Regions from separate parts of the Homo sapiens genome. Here region 1 is linked to region 2. The links are chromatin contacts, found by Hi-C or POLR2A ChIA-PET in ENCODE. All regions are on one chromosome and are shown on one strand. Each heading gives the region's core, a stretch centred on a gene start or an enhancer-like site at or near the end of the contact. The rest is flanking DNA. Distances are from core to core; before and after follow the strand shown. Region 1 overlaps FXN (frataxin). Region 2 has its middle 61 kb from the start of FXN.

Evidence for each region. Hi-C counts contacts between places; a loop is a spot of excess contacts on that map. ChIA-PET counts read pairs that join two places held with the same protein, here RNA polymerase II (POLR2A). Pooled maps may share reads with other maps.
Region 1: a loop to region 2 is called in a map of ascending aorta, with 9 times the contacts of the local background. The contact joins two enhancer-like sites. A Hi-C loop is called at or near these places in 9 of 168 maps with a recorded cell type or tissue (Calu3, PC-3, Panc1 and 6 more), 3 of 37 single-sample maps with no recorded cell type and 4 of 50 pooled maps. POLR2A ChIA-PET finds 5 or more read pairs at or near these places in 9 of 52 experiments (B cell, GM10248, H1 and 6 more).

The regions. Positions count from the first base shown.
Region 1 is chr9:69,053,873-69,059,357 of GRCh38, reverse strand. All of the region lies in intron 3 of FXN (frataxin), which reads right to left. Among named protein-coding and RNA genes, the nearest start is that of FXN, 21 kb to the right of the region's middle. RefSeq lists enhancers at 3,524-4,023, 4,024-4,525. Within about 2 kb of position 4,182, at least 3 of the 41 ENCODE cell types and tissues checked have a DNase peak (open chromatin) inside an H3K27ac peak, as active enhancers do.
Region 2 is chr9:69,093,795-69,099,739 of GRCh38, reverse strand. No RefSeq gene overlaps it. Among named protein-coding and RNA genes, the nearest start is that of FXN, 61 kb to the right of the region's middle. Within about 2 kb of position 2,484, at least 5 of the 41 ENCODE cell types and tissues checked have a DNase peak (open chromatin) inside an H3K27ac peak, as active enhancers do.

The DNA of each region.
Region 1 (5,485 bases), core at 2,933-5,432, 42 kb after region 2:
ATTAAGTGGTCTCAGGGGGCTGCAGACACTTCCAGCTTGAAGCTGGAATGGTACTCCTGAGTATGTTAACTTAAGTGTAGCTAAAACTGCCTCCTTACCTATTTTGAGTTCGGATCTAAGGGCTTCTCTGTACATAGTGAACTGCAATCTACTCTTGTACCAATCACCGAGTTTTGGCTAATCAAAGGCGGCCAACTGTTCAAACCAAGTTTAAGGCAAACACCAAGCTGTAACCAACCTGGCTGTTTCTGTACCTCACTTTCATTTTCCTTTTTCTTTTCTTTTTTTTTAAGATGAAGTCTCGCTCTGTCGCCCAGGCTGGAGTGCAGTGGCGGGATCCTGGCTCACTGCAAGCTCCGCCTCCCAGGTTCACACCATTCTCCTGCCTCAGCCTCCCAAGTAGCTGGGACTACAGGTGCCTGCCACCACGCCCGGCTAAGTTTTTGCATTTTTAGTAGAGACAGGGTTTCACCGTGTTAGCCAGGATGGTCTCGATCTCCTGACCTCATGATCTGCCCGCCTCGGCCTCCCAAAGTGCTGGGATTACAGGCGTGAGGCACCGCACCAGCACCAGGCCCTCACTTTCATTTTCTGCATGTCACTTTCCTTTTTCTGTGCATAAATCCTAAATCCTCTCCAACCACGTGGCACACCGTGGAGTCTCTCTGAACCTATTCTGGTTGCAGCCTTCCCGATTTATGAATCATTCTTTGCTGAATAAAACTCTGTTAATTTGTTTAAAGTTTTTTTTTTTTTTAACAGGTGAGTATGGAAGTTTTTATTGGGAGAGGGACCAGAGCAGTCATCAGATTCTTAGAGGGAGGTCCTGATCCAAAAAAGATGAAGAACCCTCAGTTCTAAGACAGTAATATGCTGACACCTTAGTGAATAAAGAACATGTCAACAAGCAAATCCTTATTAAAATATCTAAGATGCCAGGACTCCACCTGGGAAAAAAAAGAGGTCAGCCTGGAGGTAACTTCAGGTAGTGGGGTGACTCTAACAGTCTCCAGGCAGATTTTACTAGGTCAAGTAGAGCGGACTCCACAGCTGCCTAGTGACAAGAGGTCCTTTCAGCTCTGGTAGAGTGTCTTCTGTAATGACCAGTGCCAGTAAGGGGTGATGCCTGGGCCAGACATTGGCATCCACCTGTTACCTGGACCACTTGATCAGACGACACACCAGTTAAGAAGCCACTTAAGTCTCCCACTCCACAGAGAGAAAAAAGAACAGATGTCCTCTTGGGTGTATCTGGATTACTGCTTTCATTTGTCTATGTGGCCAGTAGCGAGTTGGTAAAAGGTGTATAAATGCTGAGAGGCATCAACGAAAGCATGTTTTGGAAAAGTCTCATTTACATATGAATCAATATTTATTAAGTCCCTACTATGTACTTGGCACTGTTCCAGACACTGGGATCAAAGAATGGACAGTGTCCCTGCTGTTGAGGAACTCAGTGTGTTATAGGTGGTAGCTGACGTGTAAATAGACAATTATAACACAGAGGGATCAGTGCTCCACAGAGTCAACCTCAGAGTGCTGGGCAAGGGAGAAAGGAAGGACCGTGTCTGCTTGGAGTATCTAGGAAGGCTTCACAAAGGAGGTAACTTCTAGCTATATCTCAGGGGAGGAAAAGACTGCTCTCCCACAAAGCTCAAGTAATAATATTATCAAACATGAAATACATAAATTAGTTAGCACCTGAAGGACTCTAATCAGGAATTCATACTCTAGGGTACAGAGTTAGCATTTCAATGTAGTTAATCACAAGTCCAAACTATAGATGGCAGCCACTGTATAGCTTTAGCTTTCTAAATCTACACTTAAGCATTTGCTAATTAGTAAATGATTTGTTAGAAATAATTTTGCCCTTGAGTGATACTCAAGGTATATGAATTGGCTAGAAAAATATAGGCATCTCTTCCTTTGAAAGAATGGGTTACAGAATCTGGAAAGCCTACTAGCCTAATGTTGTCTTCAGAGAGACAATCTCAGGGCAGGAATCAGGAAGGTTCTCTGACCCACTACTGGGAGCAGAAGGTTTTGTCGCCTGGTTCAAATTGATTCAATGATGTGAGAAATAAAAACAAAATTCTAAGCTCCCAACTGACTCAACAAACTATCTTTTGGCCAAGGGGAGCCCAGAGATATCTAAAAAAAATTTTAAGTTTTGGCCATGATGGGAAAGGAGTTCAAACAGGACTCGTTCTATTCCCTCCCTAACTGCCATTAGTTTTTTTTCCCCTAAGGGCTAAATAGAAACTAGCCCTTTCAAAAAAATTATTTCAGGCCATGCATGGTGGCTCATGCCTGTAATCCCAGCACTTTGGAGCTGCCTGTAATCCCAGCACTTTGGGAGGCCAAAGCAGTTGGATTACCTGAGGTCAGGAGTTCAAGACTAGCCTGACAACATGGCAAAACCCAGTCTCTACTAAAAATATAAAAAAATTAGCCAGGCGTGGTGGCAGGCGCCTGTAATCCCAGCTACTCGGGAGGCTGAGGCAAGAGAATCACTTGAACCCAGGAGGTGGAGGTTGCGATGAGCTGAGATCACACCACTACACTCCAGCCTGGGCAACAGAGCAAGACTCCATCTCAAAAAGAAAAAAAAAAAAAAGACTCACTTCACCACTGGTATCAACTCATCACCTAATTCTGCCCTTCCTTTTTAGTGGTTTCAGCACAACTGACTAGCATTCCTTCCTGATAACCACTGACCACAGAGTGGTCTAAGACAGGGTCTTGCCCTGTCATCCTGGCTGGAGAACAGTGGTGCGATCATGGCTCACAGCTGCCTCGAACTCCCAGTCTTAAGTGATGCTCCTGCTTCAGCCTACCAAATAGCTAGGTTATGTAGATATGCAGTCTCATTTTGTTGCCCTGTAATACATGTTAGTGTTAAGTTTCTGCCTAAGGTGAACATGGGAGACATGCTGCACACGTTAGCTTACTCCACATGTGTGCATATTCATAGATCCTCCCTTTGTGAATATTCATAGATCCTCCCATAATCTGTTGAATATGTATGCTTAGCTACGCCTCTCAGCATAAATTCATGTTCCCTTTGCCCCTTCTTGGAAGTGCTTGTTTTTCAGTTATGGCCAGAGGCTCTGCTTCCTGCCTACAGGTAGTGGGACCCTCTTTAGAAATAGTCCTCCTTTCTAAATTTATAGATTTGTGGCTGGGTGTGCTGGCACACACCTGTAATCCCGGTGCTTTGGGAGGCCGAGGTGAGAGAATCGCTTGAGGCCAGGAGTTTGAGACCAGCCTGGGAAACATAGCGAGACCCATAAATAAAATAAAATAATTAGCCGAGTATGGTGGCATGTGCCTGTAGTCCCAGCTACTAGGGAGGCTGAGGTGGAACGATCACTTGAGCCCAGAAGCTTGAGGCTGCAGTGAGCTATGATTGTGCCACTGCACTCCAGCCTGGGTGACAGAGCGAGGCCCTGTCTCTAAAAATAATAATACTAAATACCATATTTTTATATAAATATATTTAATTAAATATAAATATATTTGTGACTTTTTCAGTTCAATAGAAGTAAACCAAAAGATGACTTTTGCCAGGTGCCGTGGCTCATGCCTGTTAACCCAGCACTTTAGGAGGCTGAGGCGGGTGGATCACTTGAGATCAGGAGTTTGAGACCAGCCTGGCCAACATGGTGAAACCCCATTTCTACTAAAAATACAAAACTTAGCCCTGTATTGTGGTACATGTCTGTAATCCCAGCTACTCAGGAGGTTGAGGCGGGAGAATCGCTTGAACCTGGGAGGCAGAGGTTGCAGTGAGCTGAGATCACACAACTGCACTCCAGCCTGGGTGACAGAGCTAGGCTTCAACTCAAAAAAAAAAAAAAAGAAGAAGAAGAAGTAAACCAAACGCAGCTGCTAGAATATTGGCACATTTGCTTCTAACAAAACATTCATGCAAAGTACTCTGGTCAAACTGGGGCTTCACTAATCCTATAAAAACAGGTTTCATGACTGTTTTTGTAGCTTGCTAATCAATGTCTGCATGTGTGGGCAGAGTTTAGCCTGCAACTTGGTTTCCCTGCAGTTACAGGCTCTAGTAGAGGCTAGGGGAGAGAAGGCCCTTAACTCCCCCACCTCTGATCAGGCTGTGGATGCTCAAGTTGGTAGGTCAGTTTGTAAGAGTTCCCAAGCAGCCCGGCCCTCTAGGGCTGCCTGTGCAAGCACTTTAAAGCCCTGCCCAGGCACTACTGCATTTTTTGCTGCTAACAGCAATTACTGAATCTACTTGAAAGGCATTCAATCCTTCCCTGCTCCATTGCTCCTTTTTTGTTTTTTCAATTCCCTCACTGTCCTTATAGTCAGGCTTGATACCTTCTCTAAGACTTGGTTGCCTCCTCCATTATGTGGAGTGCCTTCTCCATTCAGTGCTCCCGCTGCAATTTCCAATACTATTTCTATCGCTTTAGTCTGATGGCTGATTGTCCTCAACAATTCCATGATTGAATCCAAAATGCACGCTTCGTGACATTTTCTGGTATTAGTCAATTGCCATCAAGAGGATTAACATCTTTGAGGAGCCAGGCGCGGTGGCTCACACCTGTAATCCTAGCACTTTGGGAGGCTGAGGTGGGAGGATTACTTGAGTTCAGGAGTTCAAAACCAGCCTGGCCAACGTGGTGAAACACTGTCTCTACTAAAAATACAAAAATTAGCTGGGTGTGGGGGCGTGTGCCTATAATTCCAGCTACTTGGGAGGTTGAGGCAGGAGAACTGCTTGAACCCGAGAGGCAGAGGTTGCAGTGAGATCATGCCACTGCACTCCAGGCTGAATAACAGAGGGAGACTCTGTCTCAAAAAACAAACAAACAGACAAACAAACCAACCAACCCAGAAAACCATCTTTGAGGGATTTTCTCCCACTGGCAAAAAAGAACTACTTTAAGGCCTAAGCAATAATTCTAAACCCAAAGGCAGACCCTTGCCCAAATCTGCCACCTGGTGGCCAGTCGATAAAGACCAGCACTTCCCTGGCTTCTAGGATCTGGGGCTAATGTTTCATCCAACTCAGAAGTTCTCACACCAGGCCGGACCTGGTGGCTCACGCCTGTTATCCCAAAACTTTGGAAGGCTGATGGGGGTGGACCATTTGAGGTCAGGAGATCGAGACCAGCCTAACCAACATGGTGAAACCCCGTCTTTACTAAAATGCAAAAATTAGCTGGGCATGGTGGCAGATGCCTATAATCCCAGCTACTCGGGAGGCTGAGGCAGGAGAACTGCTTGAACCCAGGAAGCGGAGCAGTGAGCCGAGATTGCGCCACTGCACTCCAGCCTGGGTGACAGAGTGAGACTCCTTCAAAAAAAAACAAGTTCTCATACTAGCTGCATATTGGAATCATCTGTGGAGCTTAAAAATCCCAGTGCCCTGCCCAGGTCATGCCACACCCCAGACCAAGTAATCAAAATCTCTAGGAATAAGACCTAGGGATACACATTAGAATCCCAGGTG
Region 2 (5,945 bases), core at 1,235-3,734:
AACAAGATCCTTTTCAACTCACTTGGGAGATATTAGTTGTCTGTTGCCTGCACCTGACCCCTGGATATGATTCATAGGGTTTCTGTCTGCTGCGGAGCCGGAGAAAGCAGCCAGCAAAGATATATTAGCTCCTATGTGGTGTTTTCACGCCCCACTGATGTGCCATAAAAACTCCCAGCTAAGGACCTCCTATTACGAATGCACCCGCTGTGTGTGAAGGAGGTGACTGATGTTAAACTCACATGCCAGAGAGAACTGGCCTATGAGGAAACAGGAAGAAAGTACTCTCTCTCACACACTTTTTTTTTTTTGAGACAGAGTCTCGCTGTGTTGCCCAGCTGGAGTGCAGAGGCACGATCTCGGCTCACTGCAACCTCTACCTCCCAAGTTCAAGTGATTCTCATGCCTCAGCCTACCGAGTAGCTGGGATGACAGGTGTCTGTCACCACGCCCAGCTAATTTTTGTATTTTCAGTAGAGACGGGGTTTTGCCATGTTGGCCAGGCTGGTCTCGAACTCCCAACCTCAAGTGCACTGCCCACCTCAGCCTCCCAATGTGCTGGGATTACAGGTGTGAGTTACTGCATGCAGCCAGAAGAAAGTATTCTCCATATCACTGCATTCACCTACTGGAGACTTCTTTCCTCAGGAAGCCAAGACCCAGAAGCAAAATGACTGGAAATCAAAGATGGACATTAAGAGCACATTCATCTTCTTCATCAGCTGCTGACAACTATTACTCAGGTGTGTAACATGTAGGCAAAACGTCTCTGCTATACCGGGGGCATGTCAGCAATTCGGTCCTGCCCAGATCTGGATTCTTTTTTTTTTTTTTTTTTTTTTTTTGAGACAGAGTCTCACTCTGTTGCCCAGGCTGGAGTGCAGCAGCACGATCTCAGCTCACTGCAGTTTCCTCCTGGGTTCAAGCGATTCTCCTGCCTCAGCCTCCCCAGTAGCTGGGATTACAAGTGCCTGCCACCATGCCCGGCTAATTTCAGATCCGGATTCTTGATTTCTAGAATCGCAGCTACTCATGAGACTGGTTGATGCAATTGCTTGCTTTTAGGAATTACGGAGAGGAGGGTTACATGGGTCCACAACCCCATAATATAATCTAAAATTTCACAGTTTTGTCTCTGAAACCAAAAGTTCGATGCCCAAACTAATTCGGCAGCAAAATCTGACCTGAAGTAATGTAAGTCTATTTATGATTCTCATTTGTTTTAGTAAAAATAGTCATACATTTCACTGGGATATATTCATGTGTTTGTTTATAGGATGTGACTCCAAGTCTTTCTTGGAGGTATCATGTCATAATATACAATATATGCAACGTATTTCGGAAAAAATTCTAAATTCCATAACACATAGCCCAAGAGTTTCAGATAAAGAGCTGTGGAACTGTAAACTTAAACCTCAGGGAGATCAACAGTTACCAGTGAACTATCCCACATGTCAAATTGCAGTTGTAGCACCTTAGAGTCTCTGCATTTCCTGCGCAAACATACATGACAATATATCTAATCCTAGTCCTGATTGGATACTGTATCAGCCTTGTAGAAAATTTTGCAAAATCATTATATACACTTCAACATTCTAACACTGTGAATTTGCACTCAACTGTGTTTACAGTGGCTGCCCTTCCTTAACAGGCCAAAAAACTCCATTTCCTCTTACTGCTTTTCATATCAATAAAAAAACAAGCATCCACCTAAGGCAAACATACTCAAATTTCTCTGTAAGTTTTCAGGGGAAGAAAATTAGGAGAGTCACTAAAAGGACAACAATATGGTCAATTTCTTTTGTATATCACCTAATTTCCTTTAGGTGGCTGTGGCAGGGTAGGGCTTGATTTTGTGACTCTAGTATGGTATCACCACAGCAAGTTAATCTTTCAAATATCCAGGTAAGTCAGAGATCATGATTTGGGTCTTTAACTGAACAGGAATTAGGTGCAAGATGTCGAATTCAGCCAGGCATGGTGGCTCACGCCTGTAATCCCAGCACTTTGGGAGGCTGAGGCGGGTGGATTGCCTGAGGTCAAGAGTTCGAGACCAGCCTGGCCAACATGGTGACACCCCGTCTCTACTGAAAATACAAAAAATTAGCTGGGCGTGGTGGCGGGCACCTGTAATCCCAGCTACTCGGGAGGCTGAGGCAGGAGAATCGCTTGAATCTGGGAGGCGGAGGTTGCAGTAAGCCGAGATCCTGCCATTGCACTCCAGCCTGGGTGACAGAGCAAGACTCTGTCTCAAAAAAAAAAAAAAAAAAAAAAAAAGATGTTGAATTCAGAACACCTGAAGGTTTTATGGATGGCAAAATTATTAGATTGGATGAATGGATTATGGCCTAGAGGTATTTCTGTTGACCGAATAGAGGAAATACAGGAATTTATCTTTTGCCCTCTGTACCCAATGTGCTCAATGATTTATGAGTAACTGCATTCGTCACAGGCAAAACATGTACCAACAGGCTAAAGGACATTCCAAAGGAAACTCATGACTCCTTATTCATATCTAATGGAAGAAGGAAACTTGGTAGGGTTCACAGTCTTGTACGTTTGTGTTCACAATCACCACATGCTGTTTGATGTAGGATCCCAGGACAGATACAAAAATCCTCTCCATGCTTAAAGCACAGTTCTTGTGCAGAGCACTGAATTGTCTGTCTCGTGGATCTGCATTGGCTTCTCTGCTACATGAATTACTTCTGGGAGGAACATGACTTCCCATCTGTTCTCCTTTACATTCTGAAGACGGGGTTTCAGCTACACAAACTGTATTGTATCATCTTTCTCCTGCACTATTGTGATAGTCTTAACTATTTCCAGGACCAGGAATGGAACATACTTCCCCTAAACTATGCAAAAGGATTCTTTTCTCACTTCATTCAAGCTTCTGCTCAGATGCTACTGTGTCACAGAGGCCTTCAACTACTCTATTAAAAAGAGCTCCACTCAAAAAAATTCTGGAGATGGATGGTGGTGATGGCTGCATAACAATGCAAATGTACTTAAGGCTACTGAATTGTATTATTATTATTATTATTATTTATTTATTTATTTATTTTTGAGACAGAGTCTTGCTCTCTTGTCCAGGCAGGAGTGCAGTGGTGCGATCTCAGCTCACTGCAACCTCTGCCTCCCAGGTTCCAGCTATTCTCCTGCCTCAGCCTCCCGGGTAGCTGGGACTACAGGCATGTGCCACCAAGCCTGGCTAATTTTTGTATTTTTTAGTAGAGATGGGGTTTCATCATATTGGCCAGACTGGCCTCAAACTCCTGACCTCATGATCCGCCTGCCTCAGCCTCCCAAAATGCTGGGATTATAGGTGTGAGCCACCATGCCCGGCCTTGAATTGTATTCTTAAAAATGGTTAAGAGGGTAAATTTTATGTTATGTACATTTTAAGACAATAAAAAGCAAAGAAAGAGAGAGAAAGGAAGAAAGAGAAAAGAAGAAAGGAAGGAAAGAAAGAAGGAAGGAAAGAAGGAAGGAGGGAGGGAAGGAAGGAAGGAAGGAAAAGAAGATACATTCTACTCAGCATGATCCATCTCACCTGCTTCATTTTTCTATTAGCACTTACTGATACTATAGATGTATGTGTCTACTATCTGCATTCCCCCAGTGAAAAGTGAGCTCCAGGAGAGCAAGTGCTTTATTTACTTTATTCAATCCTATATTTGTGACTCCCAGAACAGTGCCTGAGCATTGTAGAACTACTAAATGTTTTCTAAATGAGAGCAAGCAAGCAAGCAAAGTCCCAAACTAGTATTCCCATCTTTAGTTTTTCTCCCTTGGTCTAATCCAATTCATCTTAGACACTGACCACAGGGTTATCTGGGTTATATTTTTAAAACATAGATCCAGCCAGGTATAGCAGCTCTTCCTGTAATTCCTTTAATTCTGTGAGGCTGAGATGGGAGGATCGCTTAAGAGAGATATTACTCCTAATATCACCGTGGGTGTATACCCTGTGATATTATTTGTAATATCTAAGGGAGGTATTACTCCTAATATCACAGTAGATGTACACCCTGTGATATTATTTGTAGTATCTAAAGGCAGTATTACTTGTAATATCATAGGGAGGTATTACTCCTAACATCACAGTGGGTGTACACTCTGTGATATTATTTGTCATATCTAAGAGAGATATTATGCCTGTAGTCTTAGCTACTCTGGAGGCTGAGGCAGAAGAATCACTTGAACCCAGGAGGTGGAAGTTGCAGTGAGCCGAGGTCGTGCCACTGCACTCCAGCCTGGGAGACAGAGCAAGACTCTATCTCAAAAAAAAAAAAAAAAAAAAAAAAAAAAGAGGATGTAGGCCTGGTGCAGTGCCTCATGCCTGTAATCCTAGCACTTTGGGATACTGAGGCAGAAGGATTGCTTGAGCCCAGGCATTTGAGACTAGCCTGGGCAACACAGCAAGACTTCATCTCTACATTTTTTTTTTTCTTTTTTAAGGTTATGTCTTGCTCTGTCACCCAGGCTGGAGTGCATGGCGTGATCTCGGTTCACTGCGATCTCCGCCCCTCGGGTTCCAGGGATTTTCCGGCCTCAGCCTTGTGAGTAGCTGGTATGATAGGTACCCACCACCACATCCGGCTAATTTTTGTATTTTTTTTAGTAGAGATGGGATTTTACCATGTTGGCCAGGCTGGTCTCAAACTCTTGACCTCAAGTGATCCGCCCGCCTCAGCCTACCAAAGTGTTGGGATTACAGGGATTACAAGGTGTGAGCCACTGGGCCCAGCCCCTATAAAAAATTTGAAAAATTAGCTAGGCATGGTGATATGTACCTGTAATCTTACCTATCTGGGAGGCTGAGATAGGAGGACTGCTCGAGCCCAGGAGTTCAAAGTTACAGTGAGCTGTGTGATTGCACCACTGCACTCCAGCCTGAGTGACAGAATGAGACCCTGTCTCAAAAAAAAAAAAAAGATATGTTGAAGTACTAAACCCTAATACCTCAGAATGTGACCTCATTTAGAAATAAGGTTGTTGCAGATGTTTTAGTTAAATTAAGACAATGAGATCATACTGGAATAAGGTAGGCCTCTAATCCAATACGACTGATTTCCTTACAAGAAGTCAGTGAAGACAAAGGCACCAAAAGAAGAATGCCATGGGCCGAGTGCAGTGGCTCACGCTTGTAATCCCAGCACTTTAGAAGGCCAAGGCAGGGAGATGACCTGAGGTCGGGAGCCCGAGACCAGCCTGGCCAGCATGGTGAAACCCCGCCTCTACTAAAAATGCAAAAATTAGCTGGGTGTGGTGGCGCACACCTGTAATCTCAGCTACTCGGGAGCCAGAGGCAAGAGAATCGCTTGAACCTGGGAGGCAGAGGTTGCAGTGAGCCGAGATCACGCCACTGCACTCCAGCCTGGGTAACAGAGCGAAACTCTGTCTCGAAAAGAAAAAAAGAAAGAAAAATAAAGAAGAATGCCACAGGATGATGGAGGTAGAGACTGGAGTTACACAGATGCAAGTCAAGGATCGCCAAAGATTACCTGTGAAACCAGAAGCTGAGGAAAAGACATACAACGGATTATCTAGAGCCATCAAAAGAGCAGAGTCCTGCTCATACCTTAATTTTCTATTTCTGCCCTCCAGAACTGTGAGATAATAGATTTCTGTGTTTAAGACCCCCGTTTGTGGAACTTTGTTACAGCAGCTCCAGGAAACTAATACAGGGTTGGTGGTAAATTTGAGAGCTAATATGAACAACAGCCGGGCCCTGCTAACCATCCTCTACTGGGCCAAGGACTCCCTGACAGTGGGGTGCTGGAGGCCGCTGCTCCTGGCATAGGCTGGTACCATGTGCACATCTCTGCCCAACTTCTCGTCCAGTTCTGTCATATCGGGAGCTTGCAACCAGCCATTAGGGTGACCAATCAAGCTATTTCCTGGGGAATGAGGAATTTTCTGGGATTCAGGACTTTCAG